Linked DNA regions of Homo sapiens: region 2 is linked to region 1. Evidence: read pairs that join two places in POLR2A ChIA-PET (ENCODE). Cell type or tissue: IMR-90. All regions are shown on one strand. Links, peaks and the distances in the headings refer to the core of each region. The heading gives the core; the rest is flanking DNA.

Region 1 (5,851 bases), core at 345-5,344:
CTCTGCTATGGCTCCTTGCTCTGGGAGAGACCACATACCTCAAACTCAACATCATCTCTTACTTCCATCCACTCCACCACCTATCTATTGCATGTCAATAGACACATGGGGGAGGAGCATATTTCAGCTCAACTTACAAGCATTCAATTTCTCAGACACAGTGCTTATTCTGAGGGATGGATACCACTCTCGACACATGCTCTTCCCAGTACATGGTAGTTTTATATAAAAGTATAGAAGGGGCATACTTAAGAGAAAAATCAAACCAAACAAAAGAGACTTAAAAGACTTGAAAATAGCACAAGTCTTTTAAAGCCTCATTGAAGCAAATAACTACCACTGAAATTTTAAAAGTCCCTGGGAAAAAAAGTCTAACCATGCCCAGGGCCAAGGTCTCTGTGCTCCGTTGGCTCCATCCACTCCTCACTTGTACCCTCATGAGCAACCCCTGGACACCCAGCTGTGGCCTGTCTAAAGGGAAATGATCTCAGCAGTGCTGGGTTCTGCCCCTCCCTGCCTCAGCTGGTGATAGTGATCTTCCTTTTTCTTAGTTCTTCCACTTCTAGAAAACAACAATAAAAAATGGATTTACATTCTGATCAGTGTCTCAAAACTAGGTTCATTCTCCTGCCGCTTCTGGCTAGCTATATTGTTCCCAAATTAGTCAGCTATTCTCCATTTATACTAACTATGGTTTATGCATGTATAATGAATGCCTGTTAACATTGAATTTTTTTATTTTAAAGAAAATAATTTTTAATTGAAATTAGTCTTTATTTTATTATATTACTGGCATATGAGACTTGATATGAAGATTTTTTTTTTTTAACTGGGAGTGCTTTCTGCTTGGTCAGCAGGAGAAACAAGAAGAATGGGTTTTTAGGGTCACTTAGGAAGACGTATTTTCTATTATCCTCTTTTTATGACAATCAGAGTTGTTCTGATGTTTCCAGTTTCTATATTTCTTATTTTTTTTTTCTTCTTTCAGCATTTTGTTACCTGGAGGCCAGGTGATGAGATCTGAAATCATCTTATCTAAATCCAGCACACAGTTTATACCCACTGTACCTATCAAATTATTCAAAGGTCCCTTCTGATACATTGCAAAAATGGATACAACTTTTCCCTCCTTTTAGCTTCTTTCCTTGTGTAATGTGACTTTGAAGCTCTTACTATTATATCAAGAAATAAAATCTATTGTCTCTGGATTGGTCTTGTGACTGCTTTGGCCAATGGAATACAACAACAAAGCTGTTGATATACACATTCCAACTCTAGGCCTCAAGAGCCTTGCCGAATTCCACCTGCTGTCCTGGGATCTCCGCCTTCCCCATAGAACCAAGCGTGGGCTAGTCCCCTGGAGGATGAGATCTCACATAGTCCATAATCAAATGGGTCTCCTTCCTAGCCAGTAATACTGCAGACAAACGAGAGTTCCAGGTGAGACCAGGAGAAGTCCCTCCCTGAACCCAGTCCCTATGGCTGATGCACAAAATCATGAACTAAAAAATAGTGTTGTGTTAAGCCAGTAAATTTTTTATGAGTTTGCTATGCTGTTAGATGTTTGTTTTCAGCCACTGTATTTTGTGGTAGTTATATATTATAAGGTAACTCATAATAATCCACACAATAAATTCCATATATTTTGACATTATAATCAAGGCCTCTCTAGGTTTATATTTCCAGTCTCAATCCTGGTACTTTTCCCTTTGAAATACACTCTCAATTCATATACTTCACATGTTTTCTTCATGTGATGCTGTTTTCTGTGACTCTGTATTTCCATATTTTATATGTATTGTGCCTTCTTACCACAATACCCTCACCTATCTGTTCTCGTGAACTCATACATTTTCTCCAGACCTTGTTCTAATATTATTGATTTCATAAAGATTTTTCCAACTCTTCCAAAAGATGGAAGTCCTTGACTGTCTGTTTCTACAATAATTCTCATGTGTCTTTCATGTATGGCATTTATCATGACACTGCATTTTCTCCTGTCTCCAGCACCTAGCACAGTAGTAGACATAGCTGCAGTAGCTTCAACCACTAGTCACAACAATCTGCTGTCTACTCTCCAACCCCACCTCCACGGGAAGAACACACCTCCCCCCTGTAGCCAGTACCACTGTGTCAGTTTCAACCTAGGTCTTACGAAATGTGGTGCTTCTTCTCACCCTTGTAGGTGCTTCCAATCACCATTATTGAGTTCTTTCAGAAAAGCTCATATCAAATAAATCAAAGGGAAAAAGAGCTGCTAGAGCTTATGTGCTAAAGTGTGAGCAAGAAATTAATATCAAGTGTCATTGTTTCACTATATGTAGAAACAACTAACTGAGGAAATAGCTAAACTGATATTTGAGGGACAAACAAACTTAAGAGTTTGTGTGGTATCTTAAGATATTCTAAGGAGAAAGAAATTGAATCAAAACCTGGGACATTTTGGTTGAAAACAAATTAGTTTTCTTAAAACATATTAAATAGTCTTTATGTCCTCAAAGGAACAGCCAACAATAAATATATTTCACTTCTTTAAATTTGAACTCATTTTCATCAGTCTTTGTCAGAGATTTGTCTTTGAGCACATCTAGCTTGACTGAAAGTTATGTGTTGTTAAATTAATTTTTACCATAGTTTAAATGGACGCTAAGTACTCTCAAATGTTAAGGTTATATCTCTGATGGCATACAGCCCATGACAATATGAGAGAATGAAATATATTTTAAAAGGCATGACATTGCTTCTCCTTTTATGGGATGGAATTGGCATATTAAATGAAAATGCTGCTATCCTACAGCATTTTTTGTTAAACCTTTTTGATGAAAATATTTTTCTTGGAGAAAGGAGATAGTTATGTTTTAGTGAATTTCAGTATGAGGAAGCAAATTTTAAATGTCCTACTAAAACATCCTTTTATATATTAACCCCAATTTCTAAAGTAACATATGTTCAAGGTAAAAACATTTTGAGAATACTGAAATGTATAAGCTATAAGGTGAAATCCCATGATTTGGTACCCTAGAGCAAGTACAATTCACATATTGGTATATAATCTTTCAGGTTTACTTTTCTGTGTGTAGAATATCCTAGGCTGGGCACCGTGGCTCACGCCTGTAATCCCAGCACTTTGGGAGACTGAGGTGGGTGTGTCACCTGAGGTCAGGAATTCGAAACCAGCCTGACGAACATGGTGAAACCCAGTCTCTACTAAAAATACAAAATCAGCCGGGCATGGTGGTGCATGCCTGTAATCCCAGCTACTCAGGAGGCTGAGGCAGGAAAATAGCTTGAACCCGGGCGACAGAGGTTGCAGTGAGCTGAGATTGCGCCACTGTACTCCAGCCTGGGCAACAAGAGCGAAACCTCATTTAAAAACAAAAACAAAAACAAAAAAAAAAAAAAAAAAAAAAAAAAAAAGAAAGAAAAGAGAAGAAAAAGAAAAAAAAATCCTTACTCTTCCATAATATTAGATTAGGGATAGACATGCTAATACATTTTGTTCTCCCTTATAAGAGTAGTGAGTATACAATTATTACCAAAATAAAGTTCAAGTATAAAATGATTGTATTAGATTTCTAATGGAAAAAGTACATAGTATGCTTTGATTTTAATTCCAAATAAACTCAAAAAGGGAAGATGATTTGCATTTTTCTACAGAAAATATGTGTAATACACATAATTCTGTGATGCTGCTTTATGACCTATTAATTTAAAAATGTAAGTGTAAACAGTTGGCTTGTTTCAGAAATACAAGTGAGATTTTCCGTTAGCTCTTTCACTTTATGAGTTGTGGTTTAATATGATTACCGCACTGTAAACATCTGAGCTTACAAGACAGGGATGGAGTTGGCACATTACGTGAAAATGCTGCCATCCTACAGCATTTTTGTTAAACCTTTTTTGATGAAAATATTTTTCTTGGAGAGAGGAGATAGGTATGCTTTAGTGAGCTGCAGTAATAAGGAAAAAACTTTAAGTATCTTTTTATATATTAACAACTTAGAATGTTCCAAGTGAAATGTACATTTTTTCATTTATGTCTAAGTTTATATGACAGCAGAATTTCAGTACTTAGATATATATTTTTTCTGAGCCATTCAAGGAAAATATGAAACTTAATTTTTTTCCTTTGGCAAGTTATCTGGTCCATGCCAAAGGGTTTCCAACTGCAGAACCATGACTTGTTATTTGTTATGCAAGACTAAATGTGACTTCCTTGCTGCTTCTAAATTTATTCAGTCAAAGTTTCTTATGATCTACATGAACCATACAGAGAAGACAACCTACACTCCTTCAGGCAATTCATTCAATTCATCAAGAGAGAGAAATAAGGAGATTTAAATAAAGACTCTAGTGTAAATAATAACTACTATCATAAATAAGTTAATAGACTTTAAGCAAAAGTTAACATTTTACTTAGAGAGTGAAAGAAAATAGGCCATAAGATGGTCTGTGGAAGGTAAAAATAAACCAATTTTACTGACAGAACTATGGAATATTGATGTATTCATTGCTCTAAATGTGTCAGTTAATTCTCAGGAAGAAAGAACTAAGAAAAACTCAGGAAAACTATTTATAGCTCCAGATACCTATGTACTGATGGAAGAAAAATCTGAGTAATAAATCTAGTGAACAGGAACTTGAAAAGTGAACACAATAAAAGTATTTTGAAGGTATTAAATTATTATTAGGAGTCAGAATATAGGTGTTACTAACTCATTAAATCTTAAAAGTCTATTAGGTAGGCATACTATATAGTGGCAGAGTGTTTAACTCTTTTGCACAAAATCACACCGTTGGTAAGAGGCAAAGTTGGGATTCATATCCAGGCCAGCTGGCGTGACTCTCATCTCAAAATTTTGACTCTCATCTCAAAATTTCACTTTAGTACCTACTTACTTATTCAAGAAGGTAACTGAGATCTCAAATGAACACTAGAATATCTGGGTAGTCCTGACCCATGAAACATACCATCTTCACAGATTCATTCCATTCAGTGGGTTCAAACATCCATTCTATCTATTTCATTTTCAGAGGAAAACATATGCCATCCATGAAAGGTGTTAGTTAGAGAGAGGAACACACAGGCATGCAGCGATTTGCAAACAGCCTGTAATTTAGAGATTGAATTCTAGGTTTGATATTTATCCAGGCAGATGATTTTTTTAATTTGAAAAATGCCCATCCTTGCCATCTAAGCCACAAAGTAAGCTTATAATTATGAATGCTTTCAATTTCAGAAGCTGACGAAGGAACTTAACGAGTAGAATATGAAAATGAAAGCTTATCATGTGTTCAAAAGAAGCAAATCTAATTGAAATGAGGGGAGTTAGAATTATATCTTCAAAATATGCATGGGGATACAGCATATGAGCATAGCAGAGAAATTTTTATAAGATAAAATACAAAATTTAGGAGAACTTTATTTTTAGGAGAACTTTAAAAATATATATTTTTTATCATCCACAGCAAACGTCATCGTAATGAAGAGATCCCATCCTTCATGGTCACACTCACAGCAATATTTCATCTACTCCTCTCTCCTTCATCTGTTGTCTGTCTTTTCCGTGACTTTTCCTTCAACCTTCCTGTTTTTGAATGCATTTTGATGTTATCATATAGCATAATAGCTCTATGTCTCCTTCACTCTATATAAAGCTCTTCAGCAACGGGAAATTTGTCATGTTTATCATTATGCTCTTAATACTTAGCACAGTATCTGGAGCTCAACAAACATTTTTAAAGAGATTGCCTTATTGTAAGTAACAATGGGTATGTTGATCTATAATATGTTTTCTAGTGATGAAATTATTTAATTGCAGCTACCTAGAGTATTAAGAGAACTCATATA
Region 2 (5,851 bases), core at 527-5,526, 98 kb after region 1:
ATAGTATATAAGTTATATCATAAATATGTACATGAAATAAATTATTGACATAATAAATTGTGTGATTTTTATTTCTTCATAGATAAATGCTAGGCAATCAAAAATTCCATTAGATTTTTCTAACGTGTCAAAATTGAATTTATAATTTTTCTACACACCCGATTGCTTACTCCTATATTGGAAAATATATTTTATCCTAAAAAGAATGTTTCACTTTTACCTTTTATTTTCTTCCTCTCTAAACCTAATCATTAGGTAGATCCTATCAGGTCCACATTCAAACACTCCTTTCCTTCCTCTTATACTTTGCAAGCCATCATACCTTACCAGTTTCATTTTCTCCCGGTCACTTTGCCTCCCAACATCCAAACACCTTCAGTGTTGATCAGGAGACAGACTTCTCAGTGACTAAAACTTTGTCCATAGCCCAGTATATATAGTTGAGCAGAATGTTTTGATGCAGGCTACGGCACTAAAAGCAACACACAGACTACATTCAGACAGATTGGTTCACTTTTTCTAGCATCAATCTCCAAATAAACACCATCAGGTCTTTTTTTTTTTTTTTTTTGTCATAATTGATTATTAACCTTGTATTTGTCTTTGATTTACATAAGGAATTTTTGGAAACATGTGTCCTTATGTCCCAGTCCTGGGTATTATAAATCTGTTATTCCGGGGTGGGCCCAGAATTGAATGTTTCTAGTTAAACACCATGAATTTCCTTGTTTCTTTGTATACAAAATGGTCTTCCTTTTATCACCAAATATGTGATACCGTGTGTAAAATGCTAAACATTGTAATTTCTATTAAGTCTCCTATTATAAATCTCCTCTTCCCCTAACTTGGAAAGCACCTCTTGGTCCTCTGAAATTCTACCTTACTTGATAGAGAGTGAATATCTCACATGGACTGCATTTATGCACCAAATGCCTTATCTCCTTTTTTCACTGCACTTTCTTTTTCTCTAAATACAAGCTCTGGCTTCTTCTATCTTTGGATTGCCTAAAGTCCCTTACAGTTTGAAGATGCTAAATATTTATTGTGTGGGATAAATTTATCTCGCAAAGAGCAATGTGTTGATGGCAAAAATTTCTCCAGCTGAGGTAAACAATATGTCTTAGACTAAATTTTGATCAATTTCCACATTTTGATTAAGTAATAAATAGTGTGTCCATTAATGCCTGACAATGCTTATACTTCAGCCAGAGTGTCAGCATTTTACCAACTAGAATATTAGACGGTTATCCTTCTTGGAGAGGGCTATGGCATTTCAATGAAGTAGAGTCTCCTCTCTGTATGATCCTCCCCATCTTTCCGCACCTCCCCCGACATACCTAGAAAACACTGTAGAAAATAACTGTCTTTGCTACTGACTGATCTGAAAGCAAAAAAGATTCAAGGACCAATACTGGGGAATAATTAGATTTTGTTCAGGTACGAAAAGATGATTCCATAAGAAAAGATGATTCCACGTGGTACATTGCCAACTGAAAGGAAACCTGGCACACTGGTCAGGGGATTCAGCTTGTGTATCACATCTTTCTAGAACTTAATGATTTTTTTTAATTAGAATCATGAGGTAACTATAAGATCTCAGTCCCTGAGTTTTCAGCTTCTCAAGGTGAACCCCAAAAATTATAGTCCTCATTGACTATAAGACTATGCTAAGGAAAATTGTTTATTTCTAAACACTGCAAATGTATTACTACTTCTCAATCATGATATCTCCCTACTTCTTCCCAGAGGGACCTTTCTATCTTATTTTGGCCATTTCTAACATCTCTGCCCCCTGCCTTTGGATCATAGAATATTTGGGGAAGACTTTTCTCCATTGACTGTGATTCTCCACTGATTGTGGAGAAATGCTCCTTTTTCCCATGTAACTCTGCATTTGGAAAAGCTATATTTTAAAATAACTGTATTATTTTTACAATTATTATTATTTTTTCCACTGTCAAACAGTTTACTAAGAAGTCAATTGATGGTGTGAGGGAAAAGTTTAAACAAACATCCTAGGGAATTAAACAAACATCCTTATAGAAAGTCTTGGAAGTAGATGATATGGGGGTAAAATTGAGCACCCGCTACCCATAACTTGGGCTGTATCATGTAGCTTGAAGTACAGGAAAAGCTACTGCCAAGCTATACCTGAACCTAATCTGGTAGTTCTGTAGTTCTGAAGAATATTTGCTAATTCAACAGGAGAAATTTATGGAATATTAATATAACCTCATTCAAACCCTCTAAGTATACCTATATGTTTTATTTCTGTATTTAGATATAAAATAAATAAAATATTAAAACAGTCTACCCCAAACAAAAAACCCTCTATCTGAATTTTGGTAGTTAACATCTTATTCCCAAGGATATCATTCACATTTTTAAAAATCTGGGTTATATCATACAGTCTCTGTTTTGATGATGTATATTTAAATATAACTATCGATAGTTTACTTATAGATAGAATACATACTTCCTTAAATATTATCTTAAAGAATAGATTACAATTACATAATTTTAATTCATTTGGAACAGACATTAAAACCTCTCAGCAAAAAGCAAAAATGATTGTGCCCATTGTCTTCATGATAGTCTTTTAAGGTCTACTTATACAATCAAATAATCCCCAGAAAACAAATACATTGAACACTCAGGACATGCACACTCTTTCAGGACAACCACGGCAGATTTTCTGAAACTGCTTAGCATAATTATGCTACCAAAAAGTAAGCAATTCACTTTAACTTTTTGAGGGGAGGCAAAGGGATAACATTGTTATGAACTGAATGTTTGCGCCCCTCCCCAAATTCCTACACTGAAATCCTAACCCTTCATGGTTTGAAAAAGAATGCATTTTAAAATTCAAATCAGTGTTGAATACATTTAAAGGTATACAGTTTGCTCTTATGCAGGCTTTACCCCATAAGTTTTGATTATATACATTTTTATTTGATAAAAGAAAGTCCACTAAATCAACCAATATTTATTAAATCACATTGTATCTATATAAAATGCCTGGTGTTTTGTACTAGAGCTAAAAGTGTCAGCAAACTAGATATGTTCTTTATACTGATGGAATTTATGCACAAGTCGGGGAACCAGACAATAAACATAAATAATTATAATTGTAAATTTTGAAAAGAGCGTTAATATAAACAAAAAAGAATACTGCGTGTTAGGGAATGTTAAGTATGTAGTAGTTTATTTTAGCCAGGATCATTAGGAAAGATTCTTTGAGGAAATGTCATTAAGTGAATATCTAAAAAGAAAGTAGTCAAATAATAAGCTCACTGTACTAGTTGTGCTTTCCTGTACTTGTTTAACCATTTACCTGAATGAAAGATTAGAAATGGCGTGACTTGGGACTACCAAGGAAATGGCTATCAGAGAATGGAAGGTATGAGGACTTGTAAAATGCTCGAAAATAAAACAAATTATAAGTTTCCTGGAAACCTGTTCCAAGGCAATTGAGATGTAACACGGATCTGGAAGGAATCCATATCTAGAATAATTTGAATACACTGGTAAATACATTACGATATCAAAAAGATGCCCCAAATCACTTTCTGAATGCTTTTAAAAGCATGGATTTCTCAAAAGAGTAGTTATCAAACTTGAACAAGTATAGAATTACAGACAGAGCTTATTAAAATGTATATTTCTGGGTCCTACTGCCAGTGTTACTGATTCAGTAGGTCCAAACATTCCACAAATGCAGATTTTATCAGAGCCTTTAAGGGCAAACAGTTGAGAAAAAGGGCATTTGTGTCAACTTTGTTGATTCAGCAAGTGATTAAGTACAGTTCTGCTGTCCCACAGTGTTGCCATTGGTTGGAGTTCCTACATCTTTAGAATGTGTTGTCCTCCTCCAGGCAGTGGTGCCCCCAAATCCATTTACAGACAAAAAACCAGCCCTTATTGCAAGCACACGTACTTTCTCTTCCTTTCTCTCAATTAAATTGGAATTAAGCAACATTTAATAAGCTGGTAATTTTCAGTGAAGGAATACACAGCCTATGGTTTGGTACATGAACGGGGAACAGAGTAGGATTAATTTAAAGAGAACAGTGAGTTTGGCACTCTGATGGTGGGCTTTGGCATCCTCATCTTTCTCGTTGTCACTTATACTCCATCAATGACAAAACTAATGTGGTTTTTGTTGCTCCCTTGAGCCAGGAGCTGTGTCTTACTAAAGAGGACCCTAGCTTTCTCTGCTGGCTCAGCAGTTCACTTCCTAGATTATTTTTCCCACAGGGACATAACCACTAGTTTGTCACCAGAACGTCTCTGGACCTGTCTCAGACTGGGATTAACATAAAGGAGTGGAACTGTACAAAAGAGAGAAAGAGATAAAGGAGGCTCCTCCTCTCCTCAGCTCCCGGGCCTGTCTCCCCTTCTGCCTTTCCACCTTTTTCCTTACCCTTTCCAGATTCCCAGATTCTGGGATTATGAATAGAAGCTTCTAGCTCCTGTTTAACTCCTTAGTTACCCACCCTCATTTGCCCTTCTCCAGGATCTCTCTTCTACTTTTTCCATTGTGCCTTGTACCTCCCTCTGCTCCTCACCAACACCACCTCTCTCTAGCTCCTGAGCTCAACCATCTTCTGAACTAGGAAGAAGGACATGAGGGGTTGTATATCAGGATGAAACCACATTGAACCCTGGGGAGGAAGACAGGGGCATCTCTGGGCTGAGACTGCCATCTCCTTACCACTGTCCTTTCTCCACATGAAACATTAGGGTGGGCATTCTGTTGGTGGATAGCTCAACCTTCAGTGCTCAGTTGTACTTTTTTATTAAGCTATAATATCTATTTTTTTCTTTTTTTTGTAAATATATAAATATTGAGTTTCATTAAAATAGATAACCCCCTCAAAAAAACACACTGCAAAGAACCACCGTGTGTGTGTGTGTGTGTGTGTGTGTGTGTGAGTGAACTTCATTGTCATTAGTAGGAAAACTTATTTTTCCATTCACACAATGTACCCAGACCAAAACTTCGATTTAAAAGTTTGTACACATAAAAAATAAGGGAAGTTTGCTTACCTATGCATTTAAATTGGCAAGCTGAATTGAGCAATGAACTGTGATTTAAAAAGAGCAGAGAGTGCGCTGATGTTTATTTTCATTGGAAGAAGACTATCAGATTCCACATTTTAATACATGTTCTCTAATCAGTTACTGTTTTCACATATATTTTCCTTAATCAGCTATATAGTATCACCTGGTTCCCATTCTGCTAACTATGCCTTTAAATATGTCACAGCTGTGTTAGAATTGCCAATGAAAAATTACACTTACTGTTTAACTTGCTTTCCAGTCTGATATATGCCATGGCTGAAGTAGATTACAAGTATTTTGGAAGACAGCCTTCATGCTCGACTTCTTGACCAGATATGTGCCCTATTTTATTTTCCGATGTTTATCACAAGCTTTCTATTTTATGTACTCTAATGACATATTTAGTAGCTGACTGATTGCCAGATGAGAGCAACACTAGCATCACTGAAAAAAAAATATAGCCAAATGACTTTAACTGGGTTCATATGAATTTCAACAGGATAAATGGACATTCATTTAACAGCTCTTCCAGTTTATACTGTTGAAATGCTTTAAAGGCACTCTCTCCCACAGGAGGACACTCCTAAATTCCTGCTACAAGCCTATGTCTGGCAAGATACACTGGTAGTAATCTTTATAACAGACTTTAAAAAATACATTCAAATTAAATGCTCATAAATATTACATGGGAAATCATTCTGCTTTAATCCTTCCAATGAGTGACACTCAGGTTTTGCTAAAAATAAGAAGGAATTTGCATTTTTGACCACCCTGATTAGGACAGAAT

The links. Peaks named below come from ENCODE experiments on the same cell type or tissue, not always from the same donor. Only the 100,000 strongest peaks of a DNase experiment are listed, where the experiment ranks them.
Region 2: POLR2A ChIA-PET joins it to region 1 with 7 read pairs; 3 of 35 experiments call an interaction of 5 or more read pairs at or near these places.

What each region holds. Positions count from the first base shown.
Region 1 is chr21:27,390,112-27,395,962 of GRCh38, forward strand. LOC105372762 (a long non-coding RNA gene) reads right to left here. Exons shown (of 3, transcript XR_007067830.1): 3 at 3,707-5,851. Among named protein-coding and RNA genes, the nearest start is that of LINC01673, 250 kb to the right of the region's middle. In IMR-90, for the core only: no CTCF peak of the experiment used is centred there; no DNase peak of the experiment used is centred there; H3K27ac peaks cover 283 bases.
Region 2 is chr21:27,488,066-27,493,916 of GRCh38, forward strand. It overlaps the pseudogene NCSTNP1. Among named protein-coding and RNA genes, the nearest start is that of LINC01673, 150 kb to the right of the region's middle. In IMR-90, for the core only: no CTCF peak of the experiment used is centred there; no DNase peak of the experiment used is centred there.